Linked DNA regions of Homo sapiens: all the other regions are linked to region 3. Evidence: chromatin contacts called from ENCODE Hi-C or POLR2A ChIA-PET data. All regions are on one chromosome and are shown on one strand. The core of a region is the stretch at or near the end of the contact, and the rest is flanking DNA. Distances in the headings are between cores, read along the strand shown. Region 1 holds the start of KXD1 (KxDL motif containing 1). Region 2 holds the start of NR2F6 (nuclear receptor subfamily 2 group F member 6). Region 3 holds the start of RPL18A (ribosomal protein L18a).

The links. Hi-C counts contacts between places; a loop is a spot of excess contacts on that map. ChIA-PET counts read pairs that join two places held with the same protein, here RNA polymerase II (POLR2A). Pooled maps may share reads with other maps.
Region 1: a pooled map shows a loop between it and region 3 (6-fold over the local background). The contact joins the promoter of KXD1 here to the promoter of RPL18A in region 3. A Hi-C loop is called at or near these places in 1 of 50 pooled maps. POLR2A ChIA-PET finds 5 or more read pairs at or near these places in 2 of 52 experiments (T-cell and activated B cell).
Region 2: a loop to region 3 is called in a pooled map, with 4 times the contacts of the local background. The contact joins the promoter of NR2F6 here to the promoter of RPL18A in region 3. A Hi-C loop is called at or near these places in 1 of 168 maps with a recorded cell type or tissue (tibial artery) and 3 of 50 pooled maps. POLR2A ChIA-PET finds 5 or more read pairs at or near these places in 3 of 52 experiments (BJ, WTC11 and activated CD4-positive, alpha-beta T cell).

Annotation. Positions count from the first base shown.
Region 1 is chr19:18,554,911-18,559,119 of GRCh38, forward strand. It overlaps KXD1 (KxDL motif containing 1), which reads left to right and starts at 2,960. Exons shown (of 5, transcript NM_024069.4): 1 at 2,960-3,004. RefSeq lists enhancers at 1,987-2,778, 2,779-3,568 and a silencer at 3,059-3,218.
Region 2 is chr19:17,244,645-17,248,731 of GRCh38, forward strand. NR2F6 (nuclear receptor subfamily 2 group F member 6) reads right to left here and starts at 1,275. Exons shown (of 4, transcript NM_005234.4): 1 at 299-1,275. The coding sequence starts at 576. RefSeq lists silencers at 626-695, 706-865, 1,266-1,515, 1,916-1,995 and enhancers at 1,259-2,208, 3,158-4,087.
Region 3 is chr19:17,857,894-17,862,296 of GRCh38, forward strand. RPL18A (ribosomal protein L18a) reads left to right here and starts at 2,017. Exons shown (of 5, transcript NM_000980.4): 1 at 2,017-2,081; 2 at 3,400-3,579; 3 at 4,201-4,330. The coding sequence starts at 2,064. RefSeq lists enhancers at 1,565-2,300, 1,633-2,012, 3,772-4,403.

The DNA of each region.
Region 1 (4,209 bases), core at 1,710-4,209, 700 kb after region 3:
CTTACCTCAGGTAATCTGCCCGCCTCGGCCTCCCAGAATGCCGGGATTACAGGCATGAGCCACAGCACCCGGCTAATTTCTTTCTTTCTTTCCCTTCTTTCCCTCCCTCCCTCCCTTCCTTTCTTTCCTTCTTTCTTTTTTTTTTTTTTTTTTGAGATGGAGTTTCGCTCTTGTTGCCCAGGCTGGAGTGCAGTGGTGTGATCTCGGATCACTGCAACCTCTGTCTCCCAGGTTCAAACGATTCTCCTGCCTCAGCCTCCCAAGTAGCTAGGATTACAGGGATGTGCCACCATGCCTGGCTAATTTTGTATTTTTAGTAAAGACAGGGTTACTCCATGTTGGTCAGGCTGGTCTCGAACTCCCGACCTCAGGTGATCTGCCCACCTCAGCCTCCCAAAGTGCTGGGATTACAGGAGTGAGCCACTACACCCGGCCTCTTTCTTTTTTGTTTTGAGACAGAGTTTCGCTCTTGTTGCCCAGGCTGGAGTGCAGTGGGTGATCTCAGCTCACTGCAACCTCTGCCTCCCAGTTCCAAGTGATTCTCCAGTGTCTCGAGTAACTGGGATTACAGGTGCCCACCACCATGCCTGGCTAATTTTTTTGTGTTTTTAATAGAGATGGGGGGGTTTCATCATGTTGGCCCAGGTGGTCTCGAACTCCTGACTTCCTGATCTGCCCACCTCAGCTTCCCACAGTGCTGGGATTACAGGCGTGAATCACTGAGCCCCGACTGATCTTGGTTTCTAAATCCTACTCTTGAAGCAAAGGAACCAGGTTCCTTGGAGAAATGGCTGATTCCAGGGATTTTACACAGCATTGGATCATGTTGTGGAGCCCAAGATAAATAATGCTCAGAGAATGGTGGCGACATATTAAAAGGACACAGGAGCTTATTTATTATTTATTTATTTATTTATTGAGACGGAGTCTTGCTCTGTCGCCCAGGCTGGAGTGCAGTGGCTCGATCTCTGCTCACTGCAAGCTTCGCCTCCCGGGTTTGCACCATTCTCCTGCCTCAGCCTCCCGAGTAGCTAGGACCACAGGCACCTGCCACCACGCCTGGCTAATTTTTTGTATTTTTAGTAGAGATAGGGTTTCACCATGTTAGCCAGGATGGTCTCAATCTCCTGACCTCATGATCCGCCCGCCTCGGCCTCCCAAAGTGCTGGGATTACAGGCGTGAGCCACTGCACCCAGCCAGGAGCTAATTTAAAGGGGCAGGAAAGGAAATAATTATAATTATAATGATGTGGATTTATTAATCCACATCAGTTTATAGCGATTTTTGTTGTTGTTGTTGTTGTTGCTTTTTGAGACAAAGTCTCATTCTGTCACCCAGGCTGGAGTGCAGTGGCACAATCTCGGCTCACTGCAATCTCCGCCTCCCAGGTTCAAGAGATTCTCATGCCTCATCCTCCTGAGTAGCTATGATTATAGCACCTGCCACCACGCCAGGCTAATTTTTTTTTTTTTTTTTTGGATTTTTAGTAGAGACGGGGTTTCACCATGTTGGCCAGTCTGGTCTCAAACTCCCGACCTCAGGTGATCCACACGCCTGGCATCCCAAAGTGCTGGGGTTACAGGCGTGAGCCACTGCGCCGGGCCTGTTTGTTTTTTGAGACTGGGTCTCACTCTGTTGCCCAGGCTGGAGTGGGGTCTTCGTTCACTGCAACTTCTGCCTCCTGGCCTCAAACGATACTCCTACCTCAGCCTCTTGAGAAACTGGGACCACAGGCTCGGGCCACAGGCCCGTTTTTTTTTTTTTTTCCAATTGTAGCTGTGAGGCATTTTATTACAAAAACTTGGTACTCGTATACACAAACTAACATGAACTTAAAATACATTTTCTTCATTTTTTAGCTTGACCTTCTTTTTTTTTTTTGAGACGTGGTCTTGCTCTATCGCCCAAGCTGGAGTGCAGTGGTGCGATCTTGGCTTACTGCAGCCTCTGCCTCCTGGGTTCAAGCGATTCTCCTGCCTCAGCCTCCTGAGTAGCTGGGATTACAGGCTCCCGCCACCACTCCCGACTAATTTTTTTTATTTTTAGTAGAGACAAGGTTTCACCATGTTGGTCAGGCTGGTCTCGAACTCCTGATCTCGTGATCCGCCCGCCTCGGCCTCCCAAAGTGCTCGGATTACAATGACAGGATGTGAGCCACCGCGCCCAGCCTGTAAACCCTTTTGAAAAAATTCCCCAGCGCATTACTCCAAAACAACGTGGAAGTGTAAATGGAAACCAGGGCTGGGCGCGGTGGCTCATGCCTGTAATCCCAGCACTTTGGGAGGCCGAGGCGGGCAGATCACCTGAGGTCGGGAGATCGGGACCCGCCTGACCAACATGGAGAAACCCTGTCTCTACTAAAAACACAAAACTTGCCGGGCATGGTGGCACATGCCTGTAATTCCAGCTACTCCGGAAGGCTGAGGCAGATGAATCGCTTGAACCTGGGAAGCGGAGGTTGCGGTGAGCCGAGATCACGCCATTGTACTCCAGCCTGGGCAACAAGAGCGAAACTCTGTCTCAAAAAAAAAAAAAAAAAAAAAAAAAGGAAACTTGGACCAAAAAAATCAGCAAAAGTGGAGCAGGGATGTCTGAACACAGATGAGTCTAATTCCCTGCTTGGAAAGCAGGACACCTGAGTGTGGTTTGGCCTCTGACCACTGTAGCATTTACGACCTTGGGGAGGGTTACCACTCTGGGACCTCAGTCACACTATCTACAAAATGGGACACTTCTCTCAGCCTTCCTTCTTCCGGGCCGCTTTCAAGCCTGGGCTTCTGGAAATACGCAGGCGCGAGATGAATTGTTTGATTGGCTATTCATTGTGATGCACCCACGAGCTGAAGCTCCGTCTAAGCCCCGCCCTTTCCTGTCGTGACTTAACGCACGCAAGCGGCTCCAGGGTACGTCCCCGCCACGCGCGCTCGCAGGATCGGTGCGTGGTGACGTTTCGCCGGCGCGGGCGCCATCCCGGAAGCGCGAGCAAGGCCGCCAGATGTGCAGGTGCCGCCGCTACCGACGCCGGGGCCGAGTTTGGGGTGGGGCTGGGGACTCCAGGGCCGCGGGGAACCGGTCCGGGTCGGGCGCGGCCCCCGGGCTGCGGTGGGGTGGGGTGCGCCACTGGCCACATCTGGTCATTCCTGCTGCGCACAGGCCTCAGTTTCCCCGTCTGCTCAATGGATACGCAGGCGGCGCTACGGGCTGGATCTGGATCCGGATCAGGGGCATAGGAATTGGGGCCTCCTGTGTTCTGGGTGTGTCGTGTAACCTGGAGCTGGGCGTTGCCCGGTTTGTGCCTCAGTTTCCCTGTATTGTAGGGGACGGGGCGTGAGGGGATATTTGAGCCCCTCCCCACTTGGGGTTTTTCAGAGCTTGGATGGCTGAGTTAAATTCTGTTAAATAACCTGGATATAGAACCGTGGTGCTTCTCTGCCTCTCCCTGTGAGTTTCGGCAACGGAGCCCGCCCCTGTGAGCCTCAGTTTCACTCGGAGATGATTGTGTCTGCCTCGTAACGGTGATTGAGGATGAAATGAAGTGCTCTACAAGTGTTTGCCCGTAATATATTCTTAGAGGCCCCTGGGATGCTCTCAAAATGTTGATTCCCGGGACTTCTTCACACTCCTCTTGGAGAAACAGCCTGTCCTGAGCTCCAGTCGTTATCACCTTTGGTTTCAGTTGCCACAGACAGCACTGTGAGATCTTCATTCTACCTTATTTTCATTTTATGGTTGAAAAAACTGATTCAGAAGGGTGAAGTGGCTCTCCCATGGTCAAACAGCCTACCTCTCTGCGTTTCTTCAATAAATCTACATTTGGAGTTGGGATCAGAGCTCTTGCTGGGTCAATTTCACTGTGTATGTGGGCCAGACTAGCAGTAATCAGGGAAGGCTTCTTGGGAGAGGAAGTTGCGGGGGGACGGGAGGGAGGTGCCAGGAACCCCTCAGCCCTCACATCTGGGAGCCAGAGACAGAAAAGAGTCCTGTTTTGAAGGAGGAGTGTATCCCAGAAGGTCCCAGTACTGTGTCTCACTGGTACTAGCTATGGGCCTCCCTCTCCAGGTGTCTTTTTTTTTTTTTTTTTTTTTTTTTCAGTTGAGATGAAGTCTCCCTCTGTAGCCCACACTAGAATGCAGTGGCTTGATTTTGGCTCATTGCAACCTCTGCCTCCCGGGTTCAAGCGATTCTCCTGCCTCAGCCTCCTGAGTAGC
Region 2 (4,087 bases), core at 25-2,524, 610 kb before region 3:
ACCCCAGCGCGGAGATGACCCCTCCCCAGAGAAAAAGCGGAGGGAAGGAGAAGCAAGTAACTGGGGCAAAAGCCTCCAGGGACCACCTGATGGGGGGGGAACCTGCAACGATGTAGCGCCGACTGTATACACAATCCCAGCCATGGAATGCGGGAGGAGGGTGCTGTGCCCCTATCTCAGAGGGGGCAGTGGAGGCCCAGGGAAGGTCAGCGCCAGGCCCAAGGTGACCGAGCAGGTCAGAGGCCTGCCCCAGGTCGGGGCGGGGTGCACGGCGGCGGCGCGCGGATGGGGGGCTCACCGGCAGGTGTAGCTGAGGTTGCGGCGGATGCTTCGCTTGAAAAAGCTCTTGCAGCCCTCGCAGGTGAAGACACCGTAATGCTTGCCGCTCGACTTGTCCCCGCACACCACGCAGTCCACCTGCAGCCCCGGCCGCTCCTCGTCGCCCGGCTCGGCGTCGCTGGCGGCACCGGGGGGCGAGGCCGAGTCGTCCTCGGCCGCGCGCGGGTAGCCGCCCGCCTTGTCCACGCCGTTCGTGTCGCCGCCGGGGCCGCCCCAGCCGCCGGTCACCATGGCCATAGCCCCAGGGCAGCGGGGCCGGGGCGCCCCCACCGCGCTCTTCCCTCCGGGCACCCCTCTCGGCCCGGGGGACCCTACGCGGCGCGCATTCGGCCCCGGCGCGCGGGGGGCACGGGCTGCACCCCCCAAAAAAGTTTTGCAGCAACTTCCTGCGGCCGGTCCTCGCGCCCGGGCGGAACTGGTCGGGCCGGTTCCAGGCCAACTTTCCCACGCGTGCGCGGGGCCGGGCCCGGGGCCGGGAGGGGCACGCTAGAGGCGCGGGCCGGGGGCCCAGAGGACTCGCGTCCCGCCGCCCTGGGGCCCCGGCGGGGGCGCGCGGGCCATGGCCCGGCCCGAGCCGCGCAGGGGGCGTCCTCTGGCCTGGCCGCCGCTCGCCCGGGGGCTGCGGCCAACTCAGCGGGCCGCCATCCGAGCGCGGGAGGCCGGGGGGAAAGTTTGGCCGCAAGTTGCGCGGCCGCCCGTGGCGGGGGGGGAGGGGCGGCGGGTGCGCGCCGGGGCTGATCGCCGCGCCCCCTGGGTCCCCCGGCGCCCGCGGCTGCCGCTCCGGGCCTGCAGGGCCGCTGGGCCGGCGCCTCTGGAGCTGCCGCCCCCGCTGCGGCCGCTCCTGCCTGGCCTGGGCCTGCGCCTGGGCCCAAGCCTCGCTCTCGCCGCCGCCACCGCCACCGACCCCGCGCGCCGGCCTCGCGCTGCGGCCGGTTTGACACACAGCGTTCCATTCGCGGGGCGGGCGGGGGGCGGGGGCGGGGGCAGGGGCGCGCGCCGCGGGCTGGGGGCGGGCGCTCGTTGCCCCGGCGACGGCCGCCCTTATAAGGGCATGGGTGGCCGCGCGCGGCGCCGGGCGAACGGGCCGGCGGGAGGGACGGGGGCCGAGCGCTGGGCCGCGGGGCCTGACCCTCCCCCGCCTCCCTCTGCCCCTCCCCCCGCACCCCCGCCCTCGCCCTCGCCCAGCTCGGGCCTTAACCCCTGCCGGGCCGCGGCGGGAGCCTCAGCCGCGCCTGCCCTCTGCCCTTCCTTGAGCCTCGCCAAGATGTCTCTCCAAGGCCCTCCCCTCCACCTCTGGCCTTGGACGTTGGGTCGCTCGATCACCCTCGAGGCGCCCCTCGGAACCTCTCCCCACCCCACAGTTCCTGGCAAAGCAATGATGGGGGGCCAGTGGCACCCGGGGGGGGGGTACGCCCCTGCGCAAGACACACGCGCGCGCGAGACAGACAGACACACACACACACACACACACACACACACACACACACACCCTAGATTGTGTTTGCTTCCTCTTCCAGAAAGTCGCCGCGTCTGACCCCCACCCCACCCTTTCTCTGCTCGGGTTAACACCTGGTGCCCGGAATCTCCAGGGGGAAGGGATGTTGTGGTCTGAGACCGGCTGGCCGGGGCCGCGAGGTCAGGGGGCCCCTCTGCAGAATTTCTGGCCTCCGGGGGCAGGGCGCCCACCCGCCCCGCGCGGCTGGAGGCGACAGGCATGCCCTGTCTGGGGGCCTGCCCCTTTTTCCCTTTTAATTTCCTTTTCTTTCTGTGCTTTGCAGAAAGGGCTTGGCCTGGCGGCCGGCTGGACTGCAGATGTCTCTTCCAGGCGCCCTGGAGCCTCGCAGCTGCCGCCACCTCCAACTCACCCCATCCCCCAGTACCGGGGCTGGGGCCCGCCCGACCAGCATTTATTAAGCACCCTTTGTATGCGAGGCCCGGGCTGGCGAGCCTCTGGCTCTGGGCAGGTTAACCTTTAACCGGCTGGACAAGCCCTTCCAGGAGTGACCTTTCACCTCGGAGTCTTGCAGCCCCAGCCACCCAGACTGTGGTCCCACCCCGCCCTGAGCCCAGAGCTGGACACCAGAGCATGCAGCTGGGCCTCTGAGAGCTCTGGCCAGGACAGTGCCTTCTGCGCACCCCCTCCTCTGCCTCCCAGAGCCCTGATGAGACTTGAAGAATTGCCCTCCCTGGAGTAGGGGGAAAGATTCTTAGAGATCTTACAACACTTAAAAAGAAACTGAGGTTCTGGGAGAGCCAGGCACACCCAGCCCTGGGCCTCTCAACCTGCTCCAGGGACGTTCTGGCTGCCTGGGAGGTGGAGGAGGAGGCGTTAGTAAACACGAAAAGCAGGAAGGACTAGGATTAGACATGAGCAAGGACTTCCCGAGGTCTAGAGTCGGGTTCTGCCCACAGCCTGATGTAATCCCTGCTGGGAGAGAGGAAGGCGTGGGTGGGCAGAGACGACCCTTTGGTTCTGAGGCTGCATGGGAATGTGACTGGTAATTTGGGATGAGGGCAGGGATCCTAGGCCCCTTGCCTGGACCTGCTAGGATCTTTGGTGGGGAGCATTGGGGTGGAGGTCTCAGAAGGGATTGAAAAGAGATTTAGATGAGAGACAGGCGCTGTGGCTCACGCCTGTAATCCCAACACTTTGGGAGGCCAAGTCAGGAGGATCTCTTGAGACCAGGAGTTCAAGACCAGCCGGGGCAATAAAGTGAGACCCGTCTTGAGCCCAGGTGTTCAAGGCTGCAGTGGGTTATAATCACGTCACGTCACTCCACTCCAGCGTGAGCAAGACCCTGTCTCAAAAAAAAAAAAAAAAAGAAGAGGGAGAGAAGACTCAAGGAATCTTGAGGGGATTGTGAAGGGGAGGGAGCAAAGAACTAGGTTTGGGGGAGACAAGTCTTGCGAGGCAGCTGAGAGCTGGGTGGGAGATGGGGGAAGAAAGACCATCGCAGATCCCAGAAACTCCAGTAGTTCCAGTCCCAAAGGCTGCCCCACCCCCTTCCAGTAGCCTGGCCACCCCTGTGCCCCCTGGGGCCCGCCTGGGGGTGGATCAAGGCTCTACCCCGCCTCCCTGACCCCTGCCCGCGGCCCTGCAGTAACATTTGACCTTGCGGCGGCCGCAAACCAGGGACAAAGGGGCCTAGGCCCATCTGCTGAGGGGGCACCCGTGGGAATGGCCAGATCCTGCTGGGGCAGCCTGGGAACCTGTCTCCGTCCTCCCACATGTGACCTTGGCTCCCTTTGCCCCTCCACAGGCAACCTGGTGGGACCAGGAACTCAGGTCTTAGACTCTGGGGCTCGGCAGGGTACAGGGAAGAAATTCAGCTTCTCTGCCCCACCCCAACACGAGCAAGGTGGTCTGCCTCCATTTCCCTGCTTTCTTCAAAGTTGGCCCAAGTCCAGGGACAGCGTGTGGGTCGGAAGGTGACTAGCCCCAGCCCTCGCTGGAGGGGACTGTGCTCGCCACCATACTTCTTGTTCTGTTTCTGGGGTCAGGTTGACTGGATTCAAGTCCAGGCCGCTGACTGGCGCTGACCTCAGGCTGACGTGGTCCTGCCCTGGGAGAGGCGGTGAACACACCTGCACAGGTGAGGCCTGGAGCACCTGCCCCCAAGGCTGGGAATGAAAGTCTTTCTAATCCCTGTCTCGGGTTTCAGCTGCCACCCTGAAGGGGGACAGCTGGCCACTAATCCAAGCTTGGCTGGGTCGTTCCAAGCTCCCCTTTCCCAGACTCAGCCAGTCC
Region 3 (4,403 bases), core at 767-3,266:
CAGGAATCTGAGACCAGCCTGGCCAACCCAGTAAAACCCTATCTCTACTAAAAATACAAAAAATTAGCCAGGCGTGGTGGTGCACGCCTGTAGTCCCAGTTACTCGGGAGGCTGAGGCAGGAGAATCGCTTGAACCTGGGAGGCAGAGGTTGCAGTGAGCTGAGATCACGCTGCTGCACTCCAGCCTGGGCGACAGAGCTAAACTCCATCTCAAAACAACAACAACAACAACAACAAACTATATATTAATTGTATTGTTGGGTCTACAATATAGAGAAAGGTAACATATTTGACATTAACGGCACAAAGGAGGTGAAGGGAGCCAAGTTGTACTGGAATAAGAAAATCATTGGGCCGGGCGCGGTGGCTTACGCCTGTAATCCCAACACTTTGGGAGGTGGAGGCAGGCGGATTACCTGAGGTCAGGAGTTCGAGACCAGCCTAACCAACATGGTAAAACCCTGTGTCTACTAAAAATACAAAAATTACCTGGGCATCGTGGCGGGCGCCTGTAATCCCAGCTACTCTGGAGGCTGAGGCGGGAGAATTGCTTGAACCCAGGAGGCAGAGGTTGCAGTGAGCCGAGATAGCGCCACTGCACTCTGGCCTGGGGAAAAGAGTAAGACTCAGTCTCAAAAAATAAAAGAAAAAGAAAAGAAAAGAAAATCACACCCAGTAGTGACTTGAATCCACAAAACCAGATTAAGAGAACCAGAAATGCAAAATAAGAAAATGAAAATAAAAAATTGCATGCTTGCTGTCCTTTATTTTCTTTCTTTCTTTCTTTCTTTTTTTTCTGAGTCGGAGTCTCGCCCTGTCTCCCAGGCTGGAGTGCAATGGCCAGATCTCGGCTTACTACAACCTCCATCTCCCAGGTTCAAGCGATTCTTCTGCCTTAGCCTCCCGAGTAGCTGGGATTACAGGCGCCCGCCACCACGCCCGGCTAATTTTTGTATTTTTAGTAGAGACGGGGTTTCGCCATGTTGGCCAGGCTGGTCTCGAACTCCTGACCTCAAGTGATCCACCCGCCTCGGCCTCCCAAAGTGCTGGGATGACAGGCGTGAGCCACCGCGCCTGGTCTTTTTTTTTTTTTTTTTTTTTTGAGACAGAGTCTCACTCTGTCGCCCAGGCTGGAGTACAGTGGCGCAATCTCGGGTCACTGCAACCTCTGGCTCCTGGGTTCAAACGATTCTCATGCCTCAGCCTCCTGCCTCTTTCCTCTTAATTTTACTTCATAGCCTTGTCATCAGGGAGTTGTTTGCGGGTGTTTCTTTTTTCATATCTGGTCCCCGTCCTCATCCCCAGGAGGGCTTCTTTCTGCCCAAGCAAACTGCTAAGTCCAAGCCCCTCAAAGTGGGCGGCTGGATCTTGATCCATTCTCCGGCTCTCCGCGCGCTCTCCCCCAACCCCTGCTCCCTCAGGTTCTTATGAACTGGAGGCAGACAGACAGAGTTTGAATCCCAGCTACTACGAAACACAAATCGGACCCCAAATTAACAAAAACAGCATTCCAGAGCTTATTCAATATTCGTGCTGCAACATCGCTAGGAGAAAAATATATTATTTGTATTCCCATTTTACAGATACCCTCAGGTATCTGGTGGAGACCTCCGTAACACACCTCCCCGGAGGATGAGGCCCCGAGTGTGAAGCATCGGGATCTCACGGTAAACACCGCAGCCACCCGAGGTAGCTTAGGTTCAATGCTTAGGCATCCTGCAGGCGGCGCGCGCCGCCGCCCCTAGTTGCAGCCGGGACTGGCGGAGTGCCTACAACTCCCGACGTGCCGCGCGCGCAGACGCTCCGTTGCGGTCGTGGTGGAACAGGTGGAGCTTGCCTCGTTGCCTTCTGGGAAACGAAGTCTCGCTGAAGAGAGGCGGAACTTTGAGTAGCAGGTGGATCCATAGCCAATGAAGACGCGGGTCGCTTTGAGTGCGGGGCAGAGAAGCCAATGGACGTGCGGCATTGAGAGGGCGGGTCTTCCGGTAGTGAAGGCCTGGTGAACGGCTGCGCGACAGAGGACACTTCCTTTTGCGGGTGGCGGCGAACGCGGAGAGCACGCCATGAAGGCCTCGGGCACGGTAAGGCGGGCGCGGCGCGGCAGGGGGCCAAGGGATGGGGCACGGGCCCCATCAGGGGCCTGCATAAGTGGCGTGGGCCGGGTTGGTGCCGCGCGCTTCTGTTTGGGCCCCCCTTGGCCGCGCGCCGCCTTCTCTTGTTGCACCCAACATGGCGGCCATCGTGGGAGCCGCGTGGAGAGAGCGATGCGTGACCTGGGCCAGCTCAGGGATCGCGGGGGCCCAAGGACTCCGGGTCTTCTTCCCGGGGGAAGGAATAAGTCGCGCAGCATAGAGGCCCTAGCCCCGGCACCTCGTCGAGCCGCCAAGTTTCTGTTTTCCTTTCTGCAACGTGGACGTGGCGGTAGAGCAATAGTGTGTTTTCTTTCTGCCGGAATGGCTGTGAGAAGCAGATGAAAATTGCTAACAGTGAGCCGAAACGGGGAGCGTGAGGCTTAACGCTGTGGTACATACTGGATAGAATCAAACGGCTCTATGGCGCAGAGATAGGAGAACCTGGACTCCCATGGAGTGGGTGTATTATGTCCAGATCTCCAGCTTCGGTTTCCTTGCTGTCAAAGGGGCGGGCCCCATTGTTCCCTTCCTGAACGTGTGCCGAGGCCGGTGGGTCAGGTTCACAGTAAAAGTAGGAACTGCGATAATTTGTGACTATTTTTCATTGATAACTAGTGAAAAGCTGGCGAGTCAGTTTCAGAGGTGGTTTCTTTGTGCCATATCACAGAGCCTGGACTTGACCAAAGATTCTCACCTCTGCATCTGTAAACCGGGAGTCTTCCCTGGGCCAAACGTTTGGATTGCAGTTGGGAAAACGGAGGCAGCCGCAGCTCGCGTGGCAACAGTGCAGGGATCCCAGGGCTGGGGAGAGACCTGAGGTCTTGTCCTAGTTCTGCCTGGAATGGGCTGTGAGATCCCATGCTGGTCACTGGGCCTCAGGGTGAAAGAAGATGTTGGCTGGATGTTTTGAGGTGCAGAGTGGCTGTTTGACGGCGACTGCAAAGCAATTCAGGACTGCAGCATGAAGAAAGGAGGCTGTGGGTCTAAGCCACAGCTTTCCTGGTCTGAAACCCTTAGCCCAGGCAAAGGAGAGGCAGGCAACTCAATTAATCCTCCCTGGAGACCTCCCTCTCCTCAGTTCATTTTGTGTATAAAGTTGTGGTCGGGAGTGTGACCTACAGTCACCAAGAATCCACATGGAGGCCCTAGGGTGGCCCTGCCTCCTGCTTCCCGAATCTGTGGTCACTAGATGTAGGAAAGGGAGTGAGGTGGATCTCCACAGTTGCCTCTGGGTGCTGGCCTTACCCTCACTCCTGTTTCCTTTCAGCTACGAGAGTACAAGGTAGTGGGTCGCTGCCTGCCCACCCCCAAATGCCACACGCCGCCCCTCTACCGCATGCGAATCTTTGCGCCTAATCATGTCGTCGCCAAGTCCCGCTTCTGGTACTTTGTATCTCAGTTAAAGAAGATGAAGAAGTCTTCAGGGGAGATTGTCTACTGTGGGCAGGTATGGAGAGGCCGGGGCTACGTGGGGTCTGGAGTGGATTTGCGCCTCTTGGGACATCGTGCATCTCAAGAATTAATCAGACATCGAACGGGTGCGGTAGCTCAACGCCTGTAATCCCATCACATCAGACATCAGAGCCCCGGGTTGTGTTTCTGCCTGGGTCACGGGACTGGAGCAGAGCTTATGTGCCATTTCCCTGATTAGAAAGCCAGGGACCCAGGGAGCGGGTGGGTGGCATGGTGGGACACCTTGGTTGGTGCTGTCTTCCCTGGGCCCTGTCTGTTAAGTGAGGAGAGGTGATGGCTATCTGGTCAGTGGGTGGTAGCTAGGTTGGCCCAGACAGGTTCCAGGAGACTTGAGTTCAGGAACTGCATCTGGGGCTGGGTTGGTGTCCGTGGCAGAAGCCTGGACTTCAGGCTGTTGCCATGGGAAGTTCCCTTACCTCACGCTCCCTGAGGATGCCTGAAGGTAGGTGGGGCTGGGAAACTGAGGCACAAGAGTCTGGCCATAGAGTAGGCCTGGAGCCTGGGGTGTGCTTTAGAGGCAGAGGGTTCAGTGAGGATGGGGCTAGGGCACATCGGCTTGCTGCTCTCACATCTCCCTGTGGCCTCTCCTTGGCAGGTGTTTGAGAAGTCCCCCCTGCGGGTGAAGAACTTCGGGATCTGGCTGCGCTATGACTCCCGGAGCGGCACCCACAACATGTACCGGGAATACCGGGACCTGACCACCGCAGGCGCTGTCACCCAGTGCTGTAAGCTGCCTGTCCCGCCTCCAGCTTTTTAGACCCTCCTTGACTCCCTCACACTGAGGCAGGGCAAGTGCCA